3 separate regions of the Mus musculus genome follow, and regions 2 and 3 are each linked to region 1. The links are chromatin loops, found by intact Hi-C in ENCODE. Cell type or tissue: left cerebral cortex. All regions are shown on one strand. Each heading gives the region's core, and the rest is flanking DNA. Links, peaks and the distances in the headings are about the cores only.

Region 1 (5,602 bases), core at 169-5,168:
AGCACATTTGCCCTTTCCATAAATATTTGAATTCATAATTGTTGCATTTATTCTACAGATTCTTTTTAAAAAAAGTTTATTTTATGTGAGTATGCTGTTGCTCTCTTCAGACACACCAGATGAGGGTGTCAGGTCCAATTATAGATGGTTGTGAGCCACCATATGGTTGCTGGGAATCAAACTCAGGGCCTCTGGAAGAGCAGTCAGTGCTCTTAACCACTGAGCCATCTCTCCAGCCCTATTCTACAGATTCTTAATAAAGATGAAAAATCATGTGTATTATGCATTTGACAAGTCATATGAATGATTTTGTGGGCTATAATTCTTTAAACCAAGGTTGCTTGTATGTCTATGGCATGAACTGCTAATATGCAAAGTCCTTTGGGTATTTGCTTCCTTTCTTAGATGAGGAGGAGGGAAATGAAAAGGTATCTGTCAGGCTCCAAAATATCAAGTTCGCTTTCAGGTCATCAGACTTCATTTTCTTAATGTCATTTGAAGAGCCAAGAGCAAGCAGACCAAAGGAAGACTTCCCATTTGTTATTTTTTTCTAAGCACAGGCAGTCAATACCTCAATATGATGCACTCTTACTATGAAAAGAGGGGAAAATTTTAAACAGTTTTATGGTGATTCTGTTCAAATTAAAAAAAAAAATGCCTAGAATGTTTTTCCCTGGGTCCTGCCTTTGGAAATGAAAACCAGTGTCAAACATTGTATGGTGAGATTCAGCGGCTATGCCCTGTGCTGGATTGTTCCTGCTTGTTAGTTAGTGTATTGACTTCTCTGGACAATTTCATGACTGAGAGGGCATCCTAACCCTTTCAGTGTGTTATGAAATCTGAACCCAGACATCATGTTGGGCAATGTGAAATAGAAGTTAGGTTTTAAATACTTAGATGTTAGGTACAGAGTTCAGGGAGACGTCCCACACAGGACTTGACTCTACAACCATGCTGACCTCTCCATTCCCCTCCCCTCCCCTCCCCTCCCCTCCCCTCCCCTCCCCTCCCCTCCCCTCCTCTCCCCCTCCCCTCCTCTTTCTTTCTTTCTTTCTTTCTTTCTTTCTTTCTTTCTTTCTTTCTTTCTTTCTTTCCAAAAGTTCAATTTAATGTTTTTAAATATTCAAGGTATTGATATCAACAGAGTAAAAAGGTAAAAAATACATAAGATACATAAGTATTAACAGACCTAGCCCAATTAGTATCCAAACTACCACCTCCATTCATGACCCACACTTTAACTAAATAAAGAATTATTTTTTTTCAGATAAAGAAAGGATAAAAGTACCAGCTACTGGCATCATATTTAATAAGGAAACACTAGAATTATTTTATGAGTACACCAAAGCAACCATGTACATTTTTCTAATCATATTCAATATGATATTGGGGATTTTTATTTATTTTTTCATTTTTTACTAGATATTTTCTTTATTTACATTTCAAATGTTATCCCCTTTCCTAGTTTCCCCTCTGAAAAACCCCTATCCCCTGCCCTGTCCCCTGCTTACCAACCCACCCACCCCTGCTTCCTGGCCCTGGCATTCTCTGCCAGTGCCTGACAAATACAGAAGTGAATGTTCACAGCCATCCATTGGATGGAGCACAGGGTCTCCAATGAAGGAGCTAGAGAAAGTGCCCAAGGAGCTGAAGGGGTTTGCAGCCCCATAGGAGGAACAACAATATGAAATAACCAGTACCACCAGAGCTCCCTGGGATTAAACCACCAATCAAAGAAAACACATGGAGGGACTCGTGGCTCTAGCTGCATATGTAGCAGAGGATGGTTTAGTTGGTCATCAATGAGAGGAGAGGCCCTTGGTCCCACTTTCCTTCATTTGTGTGATAATGGTTCTATGACTTAAAGAGTAAATCCCTTGAAGATCAAAATGCTAAACACATTTTATTATAACAAGCAGCCAGGAAACCCCGTGCAGAAAGAGACCTAGCTCTGGTGGATTGTAACTTATTTCAATTCCATTCTGACATTTCTAATCTCAAATAAAGGAAAGAAAGGGACAAGAGCAAACCGCACCCACTGGTTTTAATTCTATTCTCTAAGTACTTCTGTTCCGCACATTACACGTGAAAAGGGAACATTTTTCCACTCCTTGCCAATCCTTCTTAAGAGGCCATTCCAATCACACTGTAGGTCTTGAGAATACAGGCAAATGGGTTAACTTTCCTCCTTCTCAGAAGAGCTCTGCATAGGGTTGAGATTTTCAGGACTGGGCAGTGAGTAGAAGCTTCATTTCAGGGGGCAGGGGAGGGGTATACCTCCCATCCTAGTTGCCAGGGACTTCATCAGGAATTGAAGTGCCCTCATCTACACTAATTAAGGTACTTTGCAACCCCCTCCTCTTTGTCCTCTCTTTCCTCCCATAAAGGCATTGAGAAGTTTGAAAGAAAGGAACACACAAACATTGTATTTGTGAATATCTTTTTGCAAACAGCACATGCTGGTCCAAGGAGAGATATTCCGTGGTTTATGTTAATTTTTCAAACATCTAAAGTCTCCTCATCTAAATAAAAATTTAGCCCATGGAGTATACACTCAAACCTCACAATTGACGATTAGGAAGGAAAGAAAGAAGGAAGGAAGGAAGGAAGGAAGGAAGGAAGGAAGGAAGGAAGGGGAGAGGAGAGGAGAGGAGAGGAGAGGAGAGGAGAAGAGAAGAGAAGAGAAGAGAAGAGAAGAGAAGAGAAGAGAAGAGAAGAGAAGAGAAGAGGAAAGAAATAAAAATATGATGGTAGAGAGCCCTTGTCTTTGGGGAGCAGCCATGCAAAAAGCTACCTCATTTTAGAATTCCAGGGCACCTCTCTACCATGTTATGTTGTATGTGAATGGCGCCCCCTAGTGTGAAGCAGAGCTGAGCCCTCTATATGCCCTAGGTATTCATTCATTCAGAACACCACTGAGCTGAACATGTCCCAACCAGGATTCTTATGTGCTCGGGAGATGGCAATGTGTAGAGAAGACAAGAGTTGTGGGTCACATAGAGCTTACTCTCTCCTTGGGACTATTTTTCAGAACCATATTACCAGCTGAACAAAATACATCCATATGCAGATTTTAGCCCATGCTCTCTACAAAGAATGACCTCTGTTTAGGCTTTACAGTCCTGTCAATACAGAGTTGGAGACCGGGGGCAAGATATAGAAGCTCAAGGGACTGACCACCTGTTTGCATCTACTGTTCAGCTCGAGCTTGACAGGAGCTCTGTGAACATAGAAAACTCAACAAATTGACTTTCAATTTCAATTTATGTTTCCACTCCAGTGTCTATAATTGTCACTACTACTCTCAGAAAAATGTCACTCCTAGAAGTGATCTGTTAGGTAAGAGAGGGAGGAAACGTAGAAGGAGGTAGGGGTGGAAACTCACTGCCAGGTTCTATCTGTTTAAATAACTGTCCTGGGAACTAAAAGGCAAGAGAGTCCACTGAGGCCCAAGGGGCACCTGGTGTTAATTCTTGGTTTGTTTCTATTCCTAACCACTTACAGCCCCTAGCCACTTACAACCCCTACCATCTATATAGCCCCTTACTACCTATATAGCCCCTAACTACCTATAGCCTTTTTACTTTCTTTTAATCTTCTCCTCCAAGCAAACTAAATGGCTCCCTAAAGCTTCTGGACTATTAAAGGCTGAATTTAAGAGATTCTCATAAATAATCAATTTCTCAGTCTCCTGGGATCTAAATGCCAATGAATGGAAATAGTATTTTATCAGTGTTGTAGGGAAATGACACTGAAAGAGTTGGTCACTCAGCAGCTCCTTCCATGGCTGGAAGGTTAGTTGTTATTGTTGTTGTTGTTGTAATATCGAAGCTTTAGTAAAACCAAAAATAATACTTGAATTCAGTTTGGGAATAATCTTTAAAGATATACCATGGTGGTCTCAAATAGTTTATAAAATTTCCAACTCAAAATTCACTTTCTATTCCCTCTGATAAGATCATTACTGAAAATATATTCATAACACCCAGGAATGAGATCGGGTGAGAAAAAAACCAATCCTGTGTAAAGGTGTAACGCCCACACGGGAGCATTAATAGCTTTATTTTTTCTTTTTAATGGAGCAGAGAGCACCCATGTTCACGCTTTCGCTTTTCTACCTGCCTGCCAGGAAGCTTTCTTGCCAAAATTCCTAAGTTAATAAAAATGATAATCAGAGGAAAGTGTTAACATATTAGTCTACAAATTACTTTTCTTTAAGTTTGGAAGCATTTCTTGAGACTTGTCAAAGGTAACATCGTTTTTTCTTTCTCTCCCTTTAAAGCACAAAGCAAAATCCTTCTGTCTCCCCCACCTCTCCTTTTAAAAAAGTTGTAGAGTTTTGCCTTTCTGCTCACTGCACTCCTGGCCAAAGTAAGCCCTCTTTCTCAATGACGTCAAGATCTTTAGCAAGATTAGGCTTTCATTTCTCTATTGCAGCAATTAGCCAGGGAATGTATAAAAGGCTTCAGGGAGACTCACTAGCTGCAGAGAGAGGCACTCTGCAGCCAGCGGAGGCAGAAGATAGCAAAGAGGGAAACGCCAGAGGGAGGGGGCAGAGGACAGCCGCTCCTGGAGAACCTGGAGAAAGGACAGGCAGAGGGAGACAGGCTGGGAGGAGGAGAACAGAAAGTATGTTTACAACGGAGTAAAGACAGAGCGAAAGAAAGAAAGAAAAAAAGAAAGAAAGAAAGAAAAAAACCCCAAACAAACCAAACAACCCCTACCCTTACAGCACAGTTAAGAAATTGGCAGTGCAAGAAGCCAGACAGCGTTTAAAGGAACATGAAAAGCTAAAAGAAAATTTTTACCATCTCTGCAGTCTCATAGGTGCCTGGAAATGAAAGTAGAACTTCCTGTCTTTAACGGACTCTGACAGGGGTAAACTGGATTAGGGACTGGCACGCCAGGGTTTTTGTTGTTGTTGTTGCTGGTGGTGGTGCCTTTTTTTTTTTTTTAAACCATCTTAAATCCTGGAAAAAAATGCATCTCGGAATTGAATGAATTGATGGGTACACTCCAACTGCTGGGCTGCAGAGCCTGAACCTGGTCTTTCCATTTCTGCTTCTTTCAAAGAAGAGACAAGTTGGGATTTCTTCTAATTTAGCTTTTCTCCCTCTCCCTCACCCCCCTCCCAACCTTCCCCTTGGTCCCCCACTTCTCTACCACCACCTTCCTTTGCAAAAAGAAGGTGACTGGGGAAGCAGAGTGCCCAGGAGACTGACCGAGGAGGCAGAGAAGATGGGACTCCTCAGCGTAGACTTGCTGATCACCCTGCAGATCCTGCCAGTCTTTTTCTCCAACTGCCTCTTCCTGGCGCTCTATGACTCGGTCATTCTGCTCAAGCACGTGGCGTTGCTTCTGAGCCGCTCCAAGTCCACTCGCGGAGAGTGGAGGCGCATGCTGACCTCAGAAGGGCTGCGCTGTGTCTGGAACAGCTTCCTCCTAGATGCCTACAAACAGGTGAGCTGCAGCCACTGAGCTTCTCCTGGGTCGCAAGGGCTAGGGGTGTGGAAGGTGTGGGGCTGCTGGCTCTGGGGAGTCCTACTTGGGGTGTCCTCTCCAGTGACTATGTTCCACGGAGTCTCAGTGCCACTTGGGACAC
Region 2 (5,602 bases), core at 306-5,305, 350 kb before region 1:
GATCCATGTGGATTCTTGTCTTTGCTTCACTCAGAACTGCGCTGTAAGTGGTCATTCATTGTCCTATCACCTATTAATCGCATGTCTTTACTCAGTTGATCTTCATATGCCATTTATATTTCTGATTGCTCACTGTTCTTTGCATTATAAAGTGCTTAAACTGTGTGGATTTGTGACCCTAATTCAGAAAAAATAATGCAGGTAAAATATTTAGTTAATATATTTGTGACTCTGTTGCCTTAGATGATAGCATACAACACCTGACACAGTTATAAGTCAAATTCTTATGAATGTCTTCAGTATGTAAGAAAACGCATGTGGATAACATGTACACTGTGAGGCAGGCTTTAGAGCAGCTGTTGAAGACAGTTCTGAGAAGCAGTTTCTGTCCTTGAAATATTTTGCTGCACCCTGAATCTTACATGTTCATATTGGCATGTGCCTTTTATAGGAATGTTTATATTGTATATTCTTGTCTGTATAATTATGCTCCAGTGTAGGCATAGCACTCAGGATAATTTTTAAAATCACTATGAACTTTTGGAGGACCTAAACATAGGATGCTTTTTGGAGTCAGCAATTATGACAGATGTAACATTTAAAAATTGGCCGTGAAGGACCACACTCTGACCAGTCCTACTTGGCTACAGGCGTCTTTGCAAGGCTTTCGTTGAATTCTGTGTATCTCCTGTGGCGTCCCCTGTACCATAGGGATTGCATGCTGATTACCTGCCCTTTAGATCGTTGGTCATGCGTGCCCTTAAATCTGTTCTCAGCAGAATATATCTCTTATTAAAACTTCTATATTGTATGGGTTTCCTAGAATGCTATATGACATGTCACAAACTTGGTGGATGTGTGTGGAGGTCAGAGTTAATATCAACCAAACTCAAGGCTGCACTCGTTCACACAGGGTCAGGAGGAGAATCTGTCTCCTTGGCTTTCCTAGCTTGTAGAGATTATGATCAGGCATTGGCTCATGTTAGCCTTCCTCTGTTTTCAAAGCCAGCAGAAACATATAGGTGCATGCTGTCTGTGGGAATTCCCAAAGGAGACACTCCTGGTATTTGACATGGAGTTATGCTTTGTAAGAAGCATGCTCTACTCCATTCCAGCTTTCCCTTTCCAGGGAACTGTATACAGCTAGATCACTAGATCATAGTAGTGGCAGAAATATGAGAGTTTCCTTCTAAAAGCTCAAGTGTGGTTTGGCTCTAGGGTAGACCTCTTGTTATGTCTCAAACCATGGTCAAAAGGCTAAGGTGCCTATTAGATTATCAAAGAGGACAGTGTCTGCCACCCTCTTGCAGCATCTACTATAGAGGCATTCTGACTGGCATACCCCATTCCCTGCCCTAAACTCTCCAGCCCAGTGCCTGGCCTGGGGTCCAAGCCCCAGCTTCTTATTCCTATGTAACCCAGCTATTTTGGCTCTCCTGCTCTCCTGCTCACTCCTGACCTCTTGGCTTCTGTCTCCTCTCTCCTCCACCATTTTCTCACAAGGCCTAGTTCAGTGGCCTGTCATGATCACTCTGGACTGTTCCAGTTGCCTCTGCCTGTGCTCCCTCCCCTCTATATCGATAATAAACGCTCAGCCTCTTGGAAGCAGTCATGTCCTCCTTTCATTTATTTTTTGCATTCACTTGTAACCTAGAAAACACCACGGATCTCCCTAGTAGCTGCATCAAACACAGAGACAATAAAACACACAAACAAAAAAATCAAGAATATTTTGTAGGTTCTATAAATAAGAGATGGTCAAAAAAATGAAATAAACAGAGGTTGCATAGACTCTAAAATGTGTAGCTGCTAGAATGTAGAGTCCCTCTAAGCTAAGGAATTTCAAACTGCACTTTGTGAACAGTTGAGAATGCTATGTGAATAGGCGCATCATCATTTGGGCAGAAGACACTTAACCTGGAAATAGTGTTTACCATGAGTCACAGAGTTCTTGCCCTTTTTTGTTAATCAAGGGTCTTTTAAAGCAAAGATAGCCCTTGACCAATTTAGGGCAGTGATTTATTCTTTAGTGAATACACCCTTACTTTCTCTTTCTTTCTATCTTTATAGAAAAGACAAAAGCGTATTTGTTGGCTACATCAGAACGTTCATTCTGTGTCTCTTGGTTTTCCTCAGCCCAAGAGCTACGAAGGAGCAAGGTGGAGCTGGCTAGGAAGCTCTTGTCTTTTTTTTTTTCTGTACTGTTGAAGTTTGGGGAATGTTTCCCCAGAAATGAATTAGCTTTAAATGAAAACACGAGTACCTGTTTTTGTGTGTCGAACCACATAGCCAAGACAGACAGTGGCCCGTAAAACCATTTCTTTATTGAAGCTTCATGCATCGGGCCAGTTGATGCCCATCTGTGGACTGGCATGTTGTTTTCGTGTCTCCCAGACCACAAGGGATAGACAGAGATTTTCAGTGTTGCTCTTTTTTTTTTTAACCTGTGTTCTCTGTGCTGAGGTCTGATGAGGAAACTCTGAGCTCCTTGTGGCATGTTCACTGATAGCCAGCTGGTGGCAGTAGATATGACAGAGTTTTAATAATGTAGCTTTCTGTCCTAGGTGGAGTAGGAAGACAGAGTGCCTAGTGGCCTCTTTCTTTTGTTTGTTTAAAATTACAGCTGATACTTATTACACGTTTTATTGATTTCACAAGAGATACTTAGGGGGAATTTTTAAAAAAGTAATTTTTTATTATGCACCTGCCACTATTGTAAGTGTTTTGTGTCTGTATTTGTCTCTTGATCTCTACTTGGGATTCTTCCTCTAGATAGCAAGATCAGTGCAGCAGTTCCCTCCAGGGAAATAATAGTGTAGTGTTCACATAAGCACCCTATGCACTTTGAGCCATGCCTAGATTACGTACAATAGCCAGTACAATGTAAATGATACATTCATAGTTGTTGTCTTTTTAGGGCACACTGACAAAGGGAGAATAAATCTGTAAATGGCCATTGCATACATAAGTGTAAAAGAGTATTTTGAGGCTATGGTTAGGGTAGTCCAGGTACCCAGAGAGTCAACAGTATTAATTTAAACCCAAATATACTTGACTCTATTTACCTTATTACCTTATTTACCTTATTACAATATTTCCTTATTGTTTTGTTTTATAAGATATTTCTTTTGTTGTATGCTGATATTCTAAACGTCTGGTTTCTCAACTGTGAGCGTTTGCTTTCCTTCAGTCACGTGTGAGGCAACCTGGAGCGGAGAGCCACAGTGTAGACGCCCAGCCAGGCACAGGTAGACTTCTTCCAGATTGCTGACCATCAGTGAAGTTTTCTTTCAGTTTGTGAAAGAGATGCTGGATAAGCATGTGCGGTTGAAGAGGGGATGGTAGAACATTTCAGTGCAAGTCTTGAAATATAGAGGAGGGTAGTCATTATTTCATAAAAAAAAAAAACAAGGTCCAGTGTAGAAGGCCTGTGGGCACGGAATGTCTTAGAGCTCAGTCCTCATCTGTAAGATATGAGGAGATTAGCATATATCAGGGGTTCTTAAATTACTGTCATTTAAAGCATTTAGTTCCACCATGACACTATGGGGGTCTGTCTCAAAACAGGAGGGGAGCTTATTTGATGACCCTTCAAGCCTTCCCTAAAGCAGCTTCCTTTCAGCCCCTTTAAATTATTTATTAGCAGTACATACTAGATAATGTGTATTTCACTTATAAATGGAATTCTGATTCTTTAGAGAAAATGAAAATTTGGGCTTGTAATATTTCTGCCCCTTCTATCCTTACAGTGTCAATAATTACAATAGTTTGATAGCCAAGGAAAAACAATAAAAAGAAAAAAAGTGACCATTTTCTCGTGTATGTAGCTAATGTTTTGATTATCAGGAGTACTCCTGTAGCAGGCTAAATCTGTCATTTATGGTCCCTTGTGAGATGCCATGTGCTACTTTGATATCATTATACCATGATTACTGTACACAAAGAAAGACACACAGACTAAATTTTGAATATTGAACTTCTGAGAATTTATATTCTCACTGTTCTTAGTAAAGGACAGGACACATGGGGATGTGGAGCAGGGACTCTTTCTGACTAGCTGGGTACAGCAGCTAACAGCTAAAAGCTTCCGGCTATGCTCCAGTATTCTTCTGCCCAAGGTGTTGCTGTAAATGCTGCTGTATCACTCTCAGCTGCCCTGAGCTAGGATGGGAAGGAGATGCTTTCTACTGAATGGTTAAAGAGAAAATAGTTATTTCTAAGCTTGATCTCCAACATTTTAAAGAGGAGTCAAGTTCCTAGTTAGGTGTGTTGGTGATGCACGGCTGGATGTAATTTACCTTTTAAAACCAAGTATATTACCTGCTTTTATGAAGCTAGAAATGAGGTAACTAAGTTAAGACAGTGTCACGTTTCCTTAAGTACCAAGGGATGGGTTGCAAAGATTGCAAAGGAAGTGGTACAAAACTGTTGTGTTGTGTGACCCTAGCTGTGCTTCAGAACACTAAGTGGAACCAAACAAAACCAGAGGCTTCGGTTCCCAACTATGATCCCTGCTTATTTTCTAGGAAAGATTTCTTTTCCAAACACGACACATGATAATGAGTTGGCATAAGTTCATTTAAAGACTGGGGTCAATCTTAGGGAGGCTCCCGGGCTGCTATACTTCTCACTCCATCCTTTCATTAAGTGATGTCCATGGAAGGTGATCAGTCGCAGCGGCTTCTATGGCAGTTGACTGTAGCGCAATAATGAAGCAGAGTCCGAGGGTGCCAGCGCTGAGCAGCGGTGCTTTCTGAAACAAATGAGGTCAGCCATTACGACAGGGGCACTAGCCACACCAGTGGGGACAGCATTGTGTTCCTTCACCTCGTTGGCAGTCTTACTGCATTCTGCCTTCTCTTGGCAGTAGGATGTTGCTTCTCAGCCATGGTCAGTAGCTAGGCTTCACCAGCACAGGCTCCCAGTCCCACTTCTTCATTCCCAACAAAGGGATCTGAATAGTGCAATTTGGGGGTTTTAAGTTAAATTCAAAGTTAGAGAGGCAGTTCTCAGAAAAATGAGGAAGTCCAGACTTTGATGTCAGAAGACTCCTAAGGCAAGTAGGAGTGAAAATGTGAAAACTAAGTAACAGTCTAATTACGTACGTATGGCATGGTGCGAACAAGCGCGCATTGTTCTAGGTAGGTTACAAGTTAGGAGAACGAGGCTGTAGATATGCCTTTAATGCTACCTAGGTAGTTATGGTTTCATGTATTTATTGTGAGCACAGACAGCAGAATTACTGATCTTGGCAAGGGGTACTAGTCACAGTCAGTGGGGACAGTGTGTGTTCCTTTACCTCTTTGGCAGTCTCATACTGTATTCTCCTAGATTCGTTCCTAGTTTGTTTCTATACCTTGCTGCTAAGTAACCTGAAACGCCAATGAAAACTCTTCTCCCAAATATACCAGAAAACAGTACTATGTTGCTTTATCATCGATTCTCTTGACTATGGGAGGCTTTGGCAGGAGAGTTTTGCTTCTCAGCCATGACCATTAGGTAGGCTTTAGCAAAACTGGTTCATAGTCCTATTCCTAAGTTCTGAGTTGGAGTGGTACGGAGCTTAGCTGAGGCATTTCGTTTGCGTGCTCTCGGCTGGAAG
Region 3 (5,602 bases), core at 306-5,305, 160 kb before region 1:
TTGGTTTAGCCCTGGCGGGTAACACAATAACTCAGGAATTGTCGATTCAATCCATTGAGAGGACAGGACAAATGTTTGCATTCGGTTTTCGTATTTGCTCAGGGTACCCAAGGACTCACTGTAATTAATAACACATTGTTGGATTTGGAGAATCGCTTTTATCTCAGGATCCTGTGATCGTAGAGAAGAGACATCACTGCAAGCCCTAAACAGCCTAAAGTTTGACCTATAATTTTTACTTTTCTACAAACACCTGTCTGGAGGGAGTGTGTGTCACATTGGGCCAGGACTGGGATTGTCTTATCTCTACTGACTCTTTGCTGTCTTTGTGCATGCTTTGTGCTTGCTTTCTGCCAATGTATATATATGTATATATATATATATATATTAACATATTCACTTTACATCCCACTCACTGTTCCCTGCACCCCCTGGGGGGCACATCAAGTCTCTGCAGGATTAGTCTCTCTGAAGTCAGAGAAGGCAGCCATGTGCTACATATGTGTCTGGGGCAGCTAAGGGAGAGAGGTACCTGGGTGAAAGAGAGGAGTGGGAGGGGAATAGGAGAGTAGGATCAGGTATAGGGAGAGACAGGAAAGAGGTCCAGAGGGGCAGAAGAATGAATGGAAATCTGCATTCGCTTTTTGCTGCTTCCACCTGCCTCCTGCTCCTGCTCTTTGACTTCTCCGCCATGATGAAATAGACCCTCAATAGTGAGCCAAGATAAACGCTGTCTTTTCATTGTTTCTGTCAGTTGTCTGGCTGTAGCAACTACAAAGGTAATCAGTACATGGGGTTTCTGTCTCCATCAGATGTTAGGTAGAGCCTCTCCTAGGATAGCCATGCAAGATTCCTGTCTGTAGCCCAACATAGCATCAGTCATAGTGTCAGGGATTGGTGGCTGCCCATGGGATGAATCCCAAGTTGGGCCAGTTATTGGTCAGTTGACACCAGCTAGCTTGCTTTCTTAGTTATTCAGCCCAGGACTCCACTCTATGGACTGATGTTATCTACAGTTACAGGCTAGGGCATGCTTTCCTACTTTCGTTCACCTAAGCTAGAACATCTCTCTCACATGTACCCAAAGGTTTGTTTCCACGGCGATTCTAAATCCCACCAAGTCGACAGCTGCTCAAGGCCAATCATTAAAGCTTGGGCCTTCAGAAGGTAACTTCATTTAGATGTAGACTTTTAAAAATGGTAATCAAATCAAAGTGAGGTCATGGGTGTGGGACCTTATCTGAGTGGTGAGGTAAGAACAGGAAATTCCACTCTAGGTATATATAGAGGCAAGGTGACTCAGAGACAAAGATCTCTTTTGGACCTAATTTCAAACCTAATTGACTAATTGACAGGCTTGAAACAGAAGCATCCCTCATGCCATTAACACCTCAAGGCATCCCCACCTTGGAACCTCATCCTTCAGAAGACTAAGGGAACTGAACTGTCTTTCAAGACATTCATACTGGGGCACTTAATTATTGAAAGCCTAGTAAACTAACGCAGGGCTGTATGCAAAGATTACAGGACTCCTTAGGGAGAAGTAGAAATGAGTATTTGTTGAAGGGAATGAAATAAAGATGCATACATTTATTTTATTTCCCTTGTCTGTTTTTCCATTTAGCTGCGTGTGTGTGTCTCTGTGTGTATGTTATATACATGTATGTATGTATGCATGGTGGCATATATGCCAACACACATGTGAATAGAGGCTTGAGATTTAGTGTTGGAAATCATCCCCACTAACAAGCTTGCTTTAGGGATGCCCTGTCTCTACCTTCTGAGGCCAGAGTTACAGGTGGAATAGCATCCCTACCCAGCATTCACATGGGTCCTAGGGATCCAAACTCTGGTGTCAGCAAAGCCAGCCCTTTGACCACCAAGCTGTCTTCCCAGCTCCGTCTTTTTTTTTGATTCTTTCATAATCAGGACTGTAATATCGTGAGGTGAGCATTGCCTTTATTATGTTGAAGACTCTGGAGAGAGACCTGCAGTGACTTGCATAAAATCTAAGAACTGACGGTAGAGTTGATTTCAACCCATGTCTCATCTACTAATCCTTTGTATCTTCCCTTTGCATCATTAAGGAGGGAAGCACACACACGTAACCCAGGCCCCACCCTTGTCATACGCATGTAGTGACTCCAGTGAAGACATATTTGCCAATGTAGGAGCAGGATTAAGCCCAAGGAAGCTTTGATCTGAAATTAATCCTAACCTCTTGACAATGGCTCTGTTAACAATCTGTGAGTCACTTTGGCTTCTCACTAGGGGGTGCTGCAGCCCATGACCTCACCAACATGCAATAAGACAGGAGCACTCCGACTCAAAGCTGCTTCTCGTACATAGATCATGACACTTTTCATTCCTGACGTTCATATATTTCTACTTCTAATTGAGAAGGGGGTTTTCAAATGCACCAAAGCGGGGGAATTGTTCATAATGATATGGTTAGATGTGTGTTTTAGTCATTGTGCAGATTGATGCAGTAGATGTGTGTTATAATCTATATAAAAGGACATGCAGTTCCTTCTCCAAGGGGCAGGACATACTTTGATATCTTCAGAGAGCAGACAATTAACTCGTGGTTGGATGCATAGGAACTTACTTCATACTCTGTAGCTTCAGTTTTTTCTAGTGATTGCTTCACTCTGGAAAGAGGCATGCGACTGCATTCTGTCCTACTTTTTCCATTTATGAGCCAGAAATAAAATGTGGGACACTTTACTTCAAAGGCACCCAGAAGATGAATGAGGTAGTGTCCTTAAAATACTCTGTGGTTATTGAAGAGGTAGCGTTAAATCCTTTCTGTAAATAGTACGGGAGGGACGAGGCCCACCACTTGACTTTGACCTGTCAGTGTGTGCTCGAATCTCTTCATCCCACTTGGTCACAGGCTATTCTCAAGAATGTTTATTGCTGTTTTCCTTAGTGAGATAAAAGGATAACCACTGGATGGAAATTCCCATTTGGGGACTGGATAAATGGATGCGTTTCAATTTTACATTGGAGAGGAGAAGTCTTCTTTTCTCCTGCCCTCTAGAAGTCTTTTGTCTCTGTTTTTCTCCAAGCATATAAATGGTTTGCCGTGGTAACATTGTGGCAACGTTTCTGCATGGTCTCTTTATTCATGGCCAACAGGAAAGGTTTCCACTGTACTTTGTATTCAAACTGTTTTCCAGATGGGTTTAGCAAGGCACACTGGGTGGTGCACTGGACAGTTCAGGTTAAATTAGAGTTTGGAAGTTTGAAGTCTTCTGCAGATTGAATTATGTCCTTAAAGTCTTATGCTGGAAGTAAATTCCCCAATGTGTCTATATTTAGGGAGCAGCCCTATAAGCTGGTAATTAAGGTCACATGAGGTCACAAGGATGAGGCCCTGATTTGATAGAAATAGTGCCCTAATTGGAAAAGACATCAGAGCTTTCTGTCATATTCATGCTCTCTCTCCTTCTCTACTATATACCGAGACGGCCGTCTTCTATAACCCAGAAGAGTGGTCTCTGTAACCATCCTATCCTGATGGAGACCTCATACCCTACAGAAAACAGATGCCCATTGTCAAAGATGTCAAGTTTATGTGTGGTGTTTTGCTATGACAGGCTGATCAGATTACTTCATAATTCTTACCTTTGAGTGACAAGCGAGAGATAGCGTGGTTTCTCTATGCACATAATGCAGTTTTAGGTTTTGTGGTTCATAGTCTGCCTTAATTTCTTTTCTTGTTGTCCTGATCAAATACTCTGATGGGAACGACTTAAGGAGGAAGCACTTATTTTAGCTCACTGTTCATGGTACAGCCCATCCTGACAGGAAAGTCAAGATATCAAGAGCTGGAGGGAGCTGGTCATATGATCACAGTCAGAAGAAGAGAGCAATAAGTAGATGCACGCTTTAGCTTCCTTTATCCATTTCACATAGTCCAGGATCCCAGGCAATGAAGGCAGCCACATACAGTAGGTAGGCCTTTGAAATTAATTAGTGTAATCAGGAGAAGATCTTACAAGCATGCCCAGAGTCCCTCTTCCAGGTGAGTCTAGATTCTGTCAAGCTGACAATTACTAGCAGTGACCACATATTTTCTGTTGCAACTACTCACGTCTACCATTTTGACTTAAAAGCAGTCATAGTGTGTATGAAACATGAAATGAGTTAGGTTGCAACAAACTTTATTTCCAAAAACCAAAGAGGGCCATATGTGCTACAATCTTTAGGGGTTTTTTTTTTTTTTTTTGACTTCTCATCTAAGATCACACAGTAGGTTAAAGTAGACATATTTAAAACTCTTTTATGAAAGCACAGACATTCATTGTTACTGAACAACAATAATGGTACTCAATTCTCTTAACTATATATGTTTTAAGTTCTGACGTGTGATTCTTGTTAATATTAATATGGTGCCTTTCAAGCTAGATGTGCAAGAGCTAAATCTTCTTTATATGGTTGAGCCGCAGAAACCCGCGTGTCCTAATTTTTAGGTTCTTCTAATCCAATGAAAACAATCTCTTCTTTGATGCCTTAATTTTTTTCCTGTACAAATATCCTGATGGAAGGTCTCTCTCTCTCTCTCTCTCTCTCTCTCTCTCTCTCTCTCTCTCTCACACACACACACACACACACACACACACACACACACACACACACCAGCATCCCGTCTTCCTTTGCTGCATGCAGTCAGTGTGCTGACCAACACTTCTGTTTTCCTACATGCCAATCCTGAGAGTCCCTTTCTTATCCCATTATTCCCAGATGCTGGCAGACACTTCACTTCCTCCCTCGTTTTCTTATCATGGACTATAATTATTTGAAAAATGTCTTTCCTCTGGCCTCTGGGTGTCTCCGATGATTGCCAGTGCTTTCTGCTTGACTGTTTAGCTACAACCACAACCATCAATTGCAATGTGCTTATTATGACTCAGGAGCTAAGCCAACTTTCTCCAAATATAATCTCATTTTAGTTACTGTAGCAGTCCCCTCAGATAGGTATTATTATGTCCATTTTGTAGATGAGGACACTGGAGCACAGAGGCAGAGAGTAAAGGGACTCTGGTTGAATAATTGTCCGGGAGTAGCACCATTTGGTTTGGAACTCAAGTGATTCTGAATCCAGAGACTGTATTGTATGTAGGTTTTTTCTGTTAGCTGTTTGGAGTGCATATGCTTTCAAGATGTCCTCTTTTTAGGCTCTTACAACAATTATAGTTTTAAAAAAAGCTGTGTATCCTGGAGGTAGGGTGCATTATGAATCATTTCATGAAGAGAATTTAGGTTTTTTTGCTCCTTTGAATTTTGAATATAATTTTTATAAATATTCTACTTATTATAGTTAATGTGTATACTTACTATCTTGGTACATTCTTCTTTGGTTAAATATGGGTTAGCTAGCTCTGTGTCAGTAAGTTTTTGTTTGAATCTTTTAGATGCGTACTGTCTTGATGTGTTATTAATTAGTTAAATATGGAATAATTAACTGTGCTGTTATGCTTTTGTTTGTATCTTTAAAAACTATCATCCTAAGAAAAATGAGAGCGGCAAAGCTTTCCCTATACTCTACTTTTCTAACCATAAGAGAACATAAATGGAAAGACACTGGGTCTCTGTG

The links. Hi-C counts contacts between places; a loop is a spot of excess contacts. Peaks named below come from ENCODE experiments on the same cell type or tissue, not always from the same donor. Only the 100,000 strongest peaks of a DNase experiment are listed, where the experiment ranks them.
Region 2: it touches region 1 in a loop (2.6-fold over the local background); 14 of 42 quality-filtered maps call a loop at or near these places.
Region 3: it touches region 1 in a loop (2.8-fold over the local background); 13 of 42 quality-filtered maps call a loop at or near these places.

The regions. Positions count from the first base shown.
Region 1 is chr12:90,737,921-90,743,522 of GRCm38, reverse strand. It overlaps Dio2 (deiodinase, iodothyronine, type II), which reads left to right and starts at 4,485. Exons shown (of 2, transcript NM_010050.4): 1 at 4,485-5,460. The coding sequence starts at 5,239. It overlaps Gm26512 (a long non-coding RNA gene), which reads right to left and starts at 5,316. Exons shown (of 5, transcript XR_872906.2): 1 at 5,223-5,316. In left cerebral cortex, for the core only: CTCF peaks have their summits at 2,872 (motif pointing left), 4,360 and 4,564; DNase peaks (open chromatin) are centred at 2,855 and 4,543; H3K4me3 peaks cover 1,111 bases; H3K27ac peaks cover 701 bases.
Region 2 is chr12:91,085,373-91,090,974 of GRCm38, reverse strand. The region is part of intron 20 of Cep128 (centrosomal protein 128); the gene reads left to right. Among named protein-coding and RNA genes, the nearest start is that of 5430427M07Rik, 42 kb to the right of the region's middle. In left cerebral cortex, for the core only: a CTCF peak has its summit at 2,522 (motif pointing right); DNase peaks (open chromatin) are centred at 2,503 and 4,819.
Region 3 is chr12:90,900,829-90,906,430 of GRCm38, reverse strand. No RefSeq gene overlaps it. Among named protein-coding and RNA genes, the nearest start is that of Gm23195, 88 kb to the right of the region's middle. In left cerebral cortex, for the core only: a CTCF peak has its summit at 2,270; DNase peaks (open chromatin) are centred at 2,331 and 2,707.